Linked DNA regions of Homo sapiens: region 2 is linked to region 1. The links are chromatin loops, found by intact Hi-C in ENCODE. Cell type or tissue: heart right ventricle. All regions are shown on one strand.

Region 1 (5,000 bases):
CTCTGTGCACCCACTGCACCTGCTGGATCCTCTCTTAGGGCTCTGCTATGCGGTGTTGAGAATTTCCATTCACATTCTTTCCTCTCTTTTGCCTGTGAGCCAGTCCAGACCAAGCTCTATTCTGATTTATATTTCCAACAGGATTGGACCCAGCAGTCCCTCTGTGAATGCTTGTTTTATGGATATCCATGACGTGATTAATACAGTTTATGAAAGTTCTACAAGTACTATAACTGAGGTAACTGGAAGAGGTAGACACAATAATAGCTACATAATAATGGTAAGTCACTTCAAGGGGCTTGCCTCTGATGCTTAGAATCTTTTTAGAAGCCCACTTGTGAATGACGCATCTGAAAACGGAGGCATCAAGTCAGGGTCTCAATAACATCTTGTAATATGCCAGAAAAATAGTATTATAAAATAAAGGTAGTGATTATGACAGCTGCTCCCATTTCTGAAGTACCTCACATAACTGGCATTGTGCCGCTGTGTCGTGCTTTTCATAAATGATTTCTAATTCCTGTAATAACCTTATGTTTACAAATGAGAAAACTCAGGCTCAGAGAGGTTAAGTAAATTGCCTAAGGTCACAACAAGTTCCTTAATTCCTTTGAGCAAGTTCCCAAACACCATTGAGCGTCCAGTACTTTGGAAACTAAAAGGTGTAGTTAAGATCCAACCTCTGACTCCAATCAGCACTCACTTCTAACATGAACAAAACTCCAAAGCTCATTCCTCTGATGCACTTGGCCCTTCCGTGGCTGCTGCTAAGTGCGTAGCTGGGGCTCTTCTCTGACATAAGGGTTCCAAATACCTGCTGGGGTGGAGTAAACACAACTCCAAGCATGACACAAATTGCTGGCCATGTGACGTGAGTCCCCCTGACACACATGTTGGGAGGTCTCAAAACTGCAGTCCACCTAGCTGAGAAAAGGAAGCAAACTGCAGGTTTTTCTGCCAACAGACTCTCAGCACGCCCGTACTGATGTCTGCTTTATCGTAACGTTTGTACCAGAGAGAGAATTCAAAGATTAAATTGTTTACATGTGTTACATAAACGGATGTAAAACTCTGGTTTGCACACACCCACAGAGGACTTGCTGTTCAGGCAGTTCGACCAAAGCTGCACAAGGTCACACTTGCAGGAAGATGATTCTCACACACATCACACAGATGTGTGCTGACTCACAAACAGAGCCCAAAAGGGTTTGGGCGCTGATGACCATGAAACTACTTTGTAGGGTTGTGAGGTCTAAGTGGTGTCACACACTAAGTATGTATCAAGGTATCAGGGACAGGTATCAAAATCCCAAGAGGCTGAAATACCACTGTGAAAGAGGATTCACCAGCTTCCTCCTATCCCTGTCTCTCTCTTGCCTCTCTCCCTAGGCTTTCAGCAAAGCTGAAGGGCACGGAAACTTGCTCCAGCGACACCCTTCTCTTTAGCTGAGGCCTGACACCCAGAGGGAAAGTGTGGTGCAAAGAAGAGATGTGCTAAATAAGAATGCTCTAAATTAAAAGAAAGCATCCATTCTATGTTCCTTATTCCCGAATTTCCACTGGACTCCCGAGTTCACCTCCAATCAGTTGTGGGGTCTTGGGTTTGCCATTGTATGTTTCTCTATGCCTCAGAATTCTCACTTATTTAGCAGGAACTGCGTTTACTGCAAAGACTAAATAAGACAAGTGCAAGTAAAATACCTAGCACAACACTTCACATATAGTGCCACAAATAGATCAGGGACTGTCGTCATTCAGAATACAGCAGTAGGTTTTGAAAGAGGTCAGTCTGCACAGGTCACAGAAGGGGTTCTGGTCCTTCTCAGTGAAACCACATTCTCCCATCCCTCACCAATTATCAGATGTCATTCATTTTCCTACCTTTCTCTCCTTTCTACAAAAATTTATCTGTTATTCTTTCAAACCAATATGCAAAGGACAAATGAAAGTTAGTTTTAGGTGTAATGCTTTTCTTCAGCAAACACACATTAGGTGTCTGTTGTGGCAGGGCAAGAGACAAAGAGACAAAAAATCATCCTGCCTCCCCCAGTAGTTGCCAGTCAAGTGGGGCAGGTAGGAAAATAAGCAGAGGATGACAATTCCATAAGATAGTGGCCTTAAGAGGGGGAGGCACAGGAGGCTGAGAAGGTGTCAGAAGCACCTACGTAAGTCAGGGAAGCCCTCTGATGCACAGCTTGTGGCAGTGGGCACACTACCATCCACCCACACCCAGAAGTGCCTGGAGAAGCATGCTGTAATCCCTCCCCCAACACCACTCTGCAAGTGGCAAGCTGCCACTCCACCCTCATGCCACAGAGGAACAGCTGACAGAGACAAATGGCAGATGCCCTCTCCGTTCTGCCAATTTATCCCTGTCACATCGGTCAGGCTCTCCAGGCCTCCCTGAGGGGGGAGTGAGCACTTAAGATGAGCCACTGGCTCACAAGAGAGCCCATGAGTTCTGCTAAAGCAACGAGAACAGAGCAGGCTGGAGCAGCAGCTCTGAGCAGTGGTGCACACATTTATACTTCCAAATTGGAGTTCCCCTGGATTCATATTCTTCCCCTCATTCATATGAAATGCCACAGAGAAATAAGCCAGCTCACCCACAGCCAGTGCCTCTCTCACCTGTCATATACAACTCCACTAATAGGAGGCAGCCAGTGGATAGTGAGGGACTTGTTGGTCTGTCCGATGACCATAGGTGGAATGGGGATGGGGGTGGGCTTTCTGCTTTCAGTCCACTGCTGATAGACTAGGTCCAAATAGCAATGCATTCGGGCCACTTGGTTAGGAGTGAAGTTGTCAGTGCAGTTATCATCTGTGGAGACAAAAAAGGTGGCACAAGAGATGGAGATTTTAACCCATCAAGTCCACCAAGGCAGGGATAAATTTGTGTCTTGTTCATGGCTGAGTTAACTTATTAGGCTCAATGAGCACTTACTTGTTGAATGAATGAACAAATGCAATCTGTTCCAGAAAGGGTCTAAGCTGGAAAGGGTAAGAGAAGACAGAGACCAGAGATGCAGCACTTTCATATCTAAAGCAAGGTCATGACCTTAAAGTTGGGCAGCTCAGGTTGCTCTGAGCTGATGGTTGCTTATTCAGCAAACCACAAGATGGCAGTGTTTCAACAGATGGCCTTTTCACTTGTGAACGTTTGTGGAGTTTCAGACACCTGCTTTATTGCCCAGTGACGTTGGCAGAGGTTAGTGAGTATTCAGTGGAGCTGCTCAAGGGGAAAGAGAGCCAAATGCCAATGAGACAGCAGGGCTGGGAATGGTGGTCTCAGCCTCACTTTTGAATCTGGCAAGGTCTCTTTAGCAGGTACATTTTGCATAGGGTTGGAAAGGGAGTTTTCTTAGTGCCAGGAACTTTTCTAGTGAAAGCACACCAGTCAAATACTGCCTCACTCAGCTTCCTAAATGTTTCCTCTTCCCGCTTCAAAGGTGCTGCCTCCAGAGCTCTGCCCTCTGCATGGCATCGTCTGGTGTTTCTGCCCCTTGATGGGGGAGAGGTGCTGGTGCTTACACATCTGATGCACCTGAATTATTCACCGCAATGAAACTCAGATAGACACATCTTGAAAGATGACAGACAGAATCGGCTCATCACGCTTTCCTCCCTTCAAAGTCATGACCAGGGTGTGGTGGTTTATTCTTTTTTGGATAGTTCTAGAAGAACCTGTCACCAAACAAGCCCCCAAAACTTATAGAAAAAATATCTTCTTTCACCATTGTACTAGGTCATCAAATAAGTCTTTAATTTTAGGGATAACTTTGAGTCCATTATAGGAAACCAGTCACTATTACTTTTCACAAGAAACAAGGAAGGCGTGAGAGACAGCGAAGAATAATACAGAAGCTGAATTAAGGCAAGAAAGACCAGATGACAAGTTTTTCCGAGGGCCAGGAAGATGCCATTTTTTTAAAATTAGATGTCACCTTTTGGTGGGGAAAGGGTGGTAGGCAGCTAAGAATTTGTGCTTGACTAGTGCTGGAAAAAGAGAATCTGATTTTTTTTTTTTTTTTTTTTAGTAACATACAGTAAAACATGCTGAGCCTAAATTAACCAAGCCACCTTGTTGACCAACTTCAAAAACAGTACAATGGGCCACCTTGACCCATAAACTCTTTTCCTTTATTTCCATTGGACTCTTCTTCAGAGTAAATGTCTAAGAATGCGGGCAAAAATAAGAATAACCACATTCTAGAAGTCAAGGGGATCACAAGAGGGCTTTTGGCTCTGTGCCTTTTTTACTATCGAGGATAGAAGTATATTTTAAAATATCTAGTAGAGGAGAATTCAGTGAACAAAGTACCTTAATATGTCAGTATTTCTTCAAGTTCTTCAAAGACATGAAAAAATAATAATACCTTATAATAAATACACTTCAACTCTCCGACACAAATGACCACTTAATCATTCTCCCATCAGCTCCCACACCTCCACCCTCCCAGCTCTCAAAGGCCCCCATGTATTCTTAACAGAAAACAAAACAAGACAGTGGTGATACCCGTGTAGCTCATGTAGTTGGTGAACGGAGCCCCTGGGAAGCGAGTGAAGCCACAGGTGTCACTAGTGGGCTCTGGTTCCCGGCACAGCTCACTCTTGGGAGTGGGGGCGGTGTCGGCACAGAGGTCTCCCGTTTCCATGGATGGCACTGTCTCCTTGCAGGGGTCATTGCAGGATTCTCTTTCACTGACTCCTTTAAAGACATGGTAGAGTCCCAGAACATGTCCCACTTCATGGATCATGGTGTCGGTGTGGCCAGGCATCCCATAATATGCTGGGCTGAGGACAATGCCACCTGCAATGAAAGTTTTGAAAAGCCTTTCAGAGCACAGAATGAATAGCTCTCCAATCCTTAATTATGTTTTCTGATAAACATCAAATATTCCATTTCAGCCTCTAAGGAGTCACTTTATAACTTCTGGTAACATACAGTCATTGCTTTTCTTTCTTGCCACAGAAACCCTCTAAACAAATTAATACACATT
Region 2 (5,000 bases), 110 kb before region 1:
GAAATGTTGAGGTCCCAACCAGTGTGGGCAACTGTAGGAATGAGTAGAGCTACTCATATAATGATCTGGTGACCGACTGACCTGATGACTGATTGGACACAATCGATGTCTCCAAGTCATTTGTGAATTATGGATCTCAGTTGGTCTTTATTGGTATGACCGATTTCCCTTTTCTTTTCCTTTCCTTTCCTTTTTCACATCCTCAGTTTACAACTAATTACATTGGGGCTACACCAGCAGCAATGCCCCTGCATTCTGCTTTACTCATTCAGTAAACATTCACGAAGTGGCTAATAGCTTAAATAAATGACACCAGTAAGAATCTCTTACGGGCCAGGCATGACACTCAATGCGTTATGTATGCTATCACATGCATCCCTCTTAACAACTCCTTAAAATAGCTTTGTTGACCCAGTTCCCAATACAGAGGCTCACACTACTCAGCTGACCCAGGATTGGAATCTAGGGTCGTTTGACTTCAAAAGTTTTCCATTAACTAAGTTGCCATTCCTTGCCCATATGCAGTTTACGAAAGAAACAGAAGATACAAGGAGTATTCAGGTCTCAAAGGCCAAATGCAAGCAACAACTAGAAAAATAGAATTGAACGTACCAACAATTTTGGATTGCAGATATGTAGCATACGTGTGTTCTTGCTGGGACAATGGGAACACAAGCAGCAACAACTGGCTTATGACCTAACATAAGAAGATGGAATTATTTAGATAAGAGTTTTTAAAGAAAGTCTTAGTGGCACCTCAGAAAACATAAGCAGCACAGAATAGTGGATAATTGAAAGCAAATCCTTATGCCAAGAGAATATGATGCAAACAAAAGTGCTGAAGTAACATGAAGGGCAATATGGGCTGAGGATACTGAGCTGGTGGATTTACTGCCTTGGGCTTATTGGGAGAAATAATGAATGAGGCACTCCACCCTTACAAGGCTAAATATTAAAAGGAGGCCTCTTAGAATGATATTCAGTACTGGGAAGCAAAAAGCAGAAAACCCTTTTAGATACTGGGTAACAAAATACCTTATTTGAGCTCAGATTTCTGTGCTGCACTTTTAAAAGCTTCCTCTCTCCTACCTGGCCGGCTTGGCTTTATCTTGCCTCCAGTCTGTTTTCCCTCCATCTGTCCCTGACACTCTTCTGTTCTCCCTAATATATTTTGCTGACTTTTTCCAGTAAAGAATTAAGTGTCTGCCAATTTGCCCCTAGAGCATGCCAGTTTCAGCCTCTCTTGTCCTTTCTTTTTCATTTTCACCCGCCTCTTTGCATTTTTTATTACTTATTTCTTCAGAGTTGTTTCTCCTTCTCCTCTCCTGTCCAGTTCCCCTTCCTTTCCTACAGGGATTGATTCACCTGTATCGTTGTATCTTCCTTCCACCCTCAAAGTGGCTAAATAATGTTAGCTACAATTATTGCTGCACAACAAACTCTCGGTTGGGGCGGTGGTTCTCAAGTATTAGCAAGCCTCAGAATCATTTGGAAGCTTGTTAAAACAGTCTGCTGGGCCCCACTCCCAGTTTCTGATCGAGTAGGTATTCGGGGGCCTGAGAATGTGCATTTCCAGTAGGCTCCCAGGTGATGCTGAGAACCACTGGAGCAGGGGAACCAACAGCTGTTGCCTGGTAGCAGTTAGGCAGAGGAGACATCAGCCCAGCAGTCAGGCAGAGGAGACATGGAGCTTTTGTTCCTTGTCACATCAACAAAGGGACTGACGACAGCCTAGGAAGCTCTGGATAAGTGACCCCGCTGATGTGCTGGGGTGCAGGGAGGAGGGGAGAACAAATGGGAAAAGGTCTGTATTATAACCCTCTGGGAAACACGGAAGCCAGCTCCAAGCCCTGTCATCCACCCTCCCACTTGAGATCATGCATAGAAGCAGCAGAAGGGAATTCTCAGGATCCCTTTGATCTGTTCCCAGCTCCCCAGTCTTCTGTCTGTTTATCTCCCTCCTTCCCTGGCCTCCTCTCTTCCCTCCTTCTTACCCCCTGCCCAGTGGATGATTCACTCCTTCTCTCTCCCGCGTCCCCACCCCACTGCCATCTGTTTTTCTAATGATGGCAGAAGATGAGCTGTTTTGTTGGCCCACACCATAACAAAGCACACTCCATGCTAGCATTTTTCCTGATGCGCTCGCAGAGTGCTGTTTTATTGGTATGATTTCCCCAGCCAGTTTTCCCTTTTCTCTCAAACCCCACCCTTTCCCCCTCTCCAGTCTCATGTGGATCCTGGATTCCCAGAATTAGATCAAGAAACACAGAGATACAGAAGAATGGACTTGACATGCATGTGGGTTGGGTGTGCATCAGGGAAGAAGCTGGAAATCAGGGCAGTTAAAGGGGTCTCTCTGCAGCACCTACAGGAGCCATAATTACCCAAGATTGCTGCTAAGTGGCTTATTTCCTTCCAGTGTGAGATATGGATGACAAAACCTGTTGTGACTGAGACGAGAATGCTTGTACTTGTCACTGGCTATTCTTAGGTTGGGAGGGCTTAAATGGTGTGTGTGTGTGTGTGTGCGTGTGTGTGTGTGTAAGCATCTCCTTCCCCTATGACAGAATTTCTAGGTCATCGTTTCTTAGAAATATTCTGCCCTATTTAAAAGTTGACTTTTAAAATTAACTTCAATTTAAAAGTTGACTTTTAAAATTAACTTCAGTTAATCTAACTAAAGAAATCACAGCAGCCTACATCCCCCCACTGATTGGGGAATCTACTATGTGAAGAAGTAGACAAGATTTCTTGAGGTGGTAAAGGTCTAGTTTGGTTAATCAACAGTGGACAACAGGTCTACCTAAGAGATTGCAAGCATAGATGCCTGCATGACCCAGGCAGTTATTTTAAACAAGGGGTGCCCACCAGGTAAGTAGCCATAGGGAAAGGTAAAAGCTGTGCTAACTGGAGAGAGTTGCCCACCTGGGGTGCAGCTGCTACTCAGATCCAGCTAATTGTCATCACGGTTGCCAGCTAGTCTTGTTTTTCAAGAGAAAAATCTTTGTGCAGAGTTTTAAATATTTATTTTTATTTGGGATGTGTGCATATGTGTGTAATGTTATATATGCACATATGAATTTTATGTAAAAATCCTAATTTTTAAACATTGGCAACCAAAAAGAAAATTGGTTTTAGACATTGTGCTGGCCAAATAAACCTGTCAGTGGGCCATCAGTCTCCAAAACCCTGAGTGAATTAAGCTCAAACAAGGCCCAGTTACAGAATCCCAAAACCATAAATAATTCTGACTTGCTTTTTAAGTTAGCTTTTATTAAGTCATTTAAAGTGGATCTCCAAAGATTTTGCTAAAACAAAACAAAAATCAGAACTCCTAATTTCTGTAAATTTAAGATCGTGGAACCAACTTAATTTAAGAAGTTAAACAAAGGACAGAGGAATAGGAGAGGGACCAGGTCCTAAATTAGAAGGATTCAAGCTCCATAAGTTAAATCCACCTGAGTTCTCTAGTCTGAGTTGGGGAAGGGGAGGCTATCTTACCTCACATGACTGGATGCAGTGGACTAAGACGGGGTCTGGGTGCCATTGACGCCGGCCAGTGCACACAATGCTCTAAGGGGAAAGACGGGAAAAACAGAAAACAAAATTAAAGACATTTGTTGTGTGTGAGAAGGGGCAAATCCTGAGCTCACCACAGGAGTCCAACTCCATTTCTCAAGCAGCTAGTTTCTAATTGTGTCCCATAAAGTGGATTGGGGCTATCTAGCCTTTCCCGTGCACACTGCCCACCCTGACAGATGTGGTTCAGGCAGGAAGTCTCAGTGGAGGAGATTTCTCGAAACTTTTCATCCTCTTTCCCAAGATACCGAAATTTTCAGAGTGGTGTAGTGTGGTTTAAAAAAGCATCCTCAATATTATAATGAGTTTCATCTGGTTTCAGGCATAATATTAGTTCCACTTATTTTGAAATTTTAAATAATGTTACAAGAAATTGTAAGATGGTTGTGTTGATCACACACAATGGGCTTTTAAAGATCGACAAATACAGTTTTACAGATTCTTCAACTAAATGTGGACCTCAGAAATGCTAGATTATAAGATGTGAGTGCCCACACCAGGACTGGAGGTGAAATTGCACTCTGTAATTCTTGGTATCATCATGCAGCCTGCCCTGTAGGAAACCAGACAGTACACATATGCAGGACACACAGGGCTAGTGTGAAATCACTGCTACTCAAAATGACACCAACATCAAGCTGGTGGGAGCGCAGTTACGTTCATCTTGAGATGCTGTTGACTGCCTCTTTCCTGATGGCCATTTCCAGATGCATATTTAAACAAATAGTCATCTACTTTTTGTTAAATAATAATAACTCATTTTCACAAAACTTTTTTCTTTTTCTTTTTATAGTTTAAAATTCTCAAAGAATATGCTTTTCTAAGGATAAAAGAAAGTCCCATGGCAGGTTTCAAAGAGAAAAGAAGGTTCTCTCCATAGCCTGCTACCAACCCACCCTTCTGCAGACCTGCATATTCACATTTTAATCAGTCCAACTGAAATTCCATGCACTCAGAAGAAAAAGAATACATGGCAACACAGGAGCTTTACACGAGATAGCACCTACAGGAATTCTAGAAAGCTAACAATGTGTAATCATTAGATTGGAGACATTCACATATGCTAATATGCAGGTCTATAAATATATACCTCATAGTCAGGTAGGAGAATGGGGATCTGCAATATTTTTCTGGAGTCGTACTGCTAAAAGCTAAAACTCCTCCTTCACAGCTTCTCTAGAGGGAAAATAAGTAGTATAAATCCTTATAAAGTTTGATATTCAAAACTTCATATTGCAATATTTGAAAGTGACTTGGCTTAAGTCATTATTGTATTAAAAAGGGGTTATCAAAATAAATATATAAGGTAAACACAAAAGGGGTGTTCAGCCTACTGAAAAAGTGAGTTATTCTCCTGCACTTACAGCCATTTATGCAGAACCATTTGCATATCAACAGTAATTCTGTTAACTAGAAATAAT

What was found. A loop is a pair of places that touch in the nucleus more often than their neighbours do. Peaks named below come from ENCODE experiments on the same cell type or tissue, not always from the same donor. Only the 100,000 strongest peaks of a DNase experiment are listed, where the experiment ranks them.
Region 2: a loop joins it to region 1, with 2.0 times the contacts of the local background. A loop is called at or near these places in 4 of 110 quality-filtered maps.

Annotation. Positions count from the first base shown.
Region 1 is chr1:176,689,947-176,694,946 of GRCh38, reverse strand. PAPPA2 (pappalysin 2) reads right to left here. Exons shown (of 23, transcript NM_020318.3): 5 at 4,517-4,810; 6 at 2,629-2,821. Among named protein-coding and RNA genes, the nearest start is that of PAPPA2, 230 kb to the right of the region's middle. In heart right ventricle, a CTCF peak has its summit at 3,105 (motif pointing right); DNase peaks (open chromatin) are centred at 2,296 and 3,189; H3K27ac peaks cover 4,370 bases.
Region 2 is chr1:176,798,634-176,803,633 of GRCh38, reverse strand. PAPPA2 (pappalysin 2) reads right to left here. Exons shown (of 23, transcript NM_020318.3): 21 at 3,502-3,573. Among named protein-coding and RNA genes, the nearest start is that of MIR488, 230 kb to the left of the region's middle. In heart right ventricle, no CTCF peak of the experiment used is centred here; a DNase peak (open chromatin) is centred at 2,495; H3K27ac peaks cover 1,604 bases.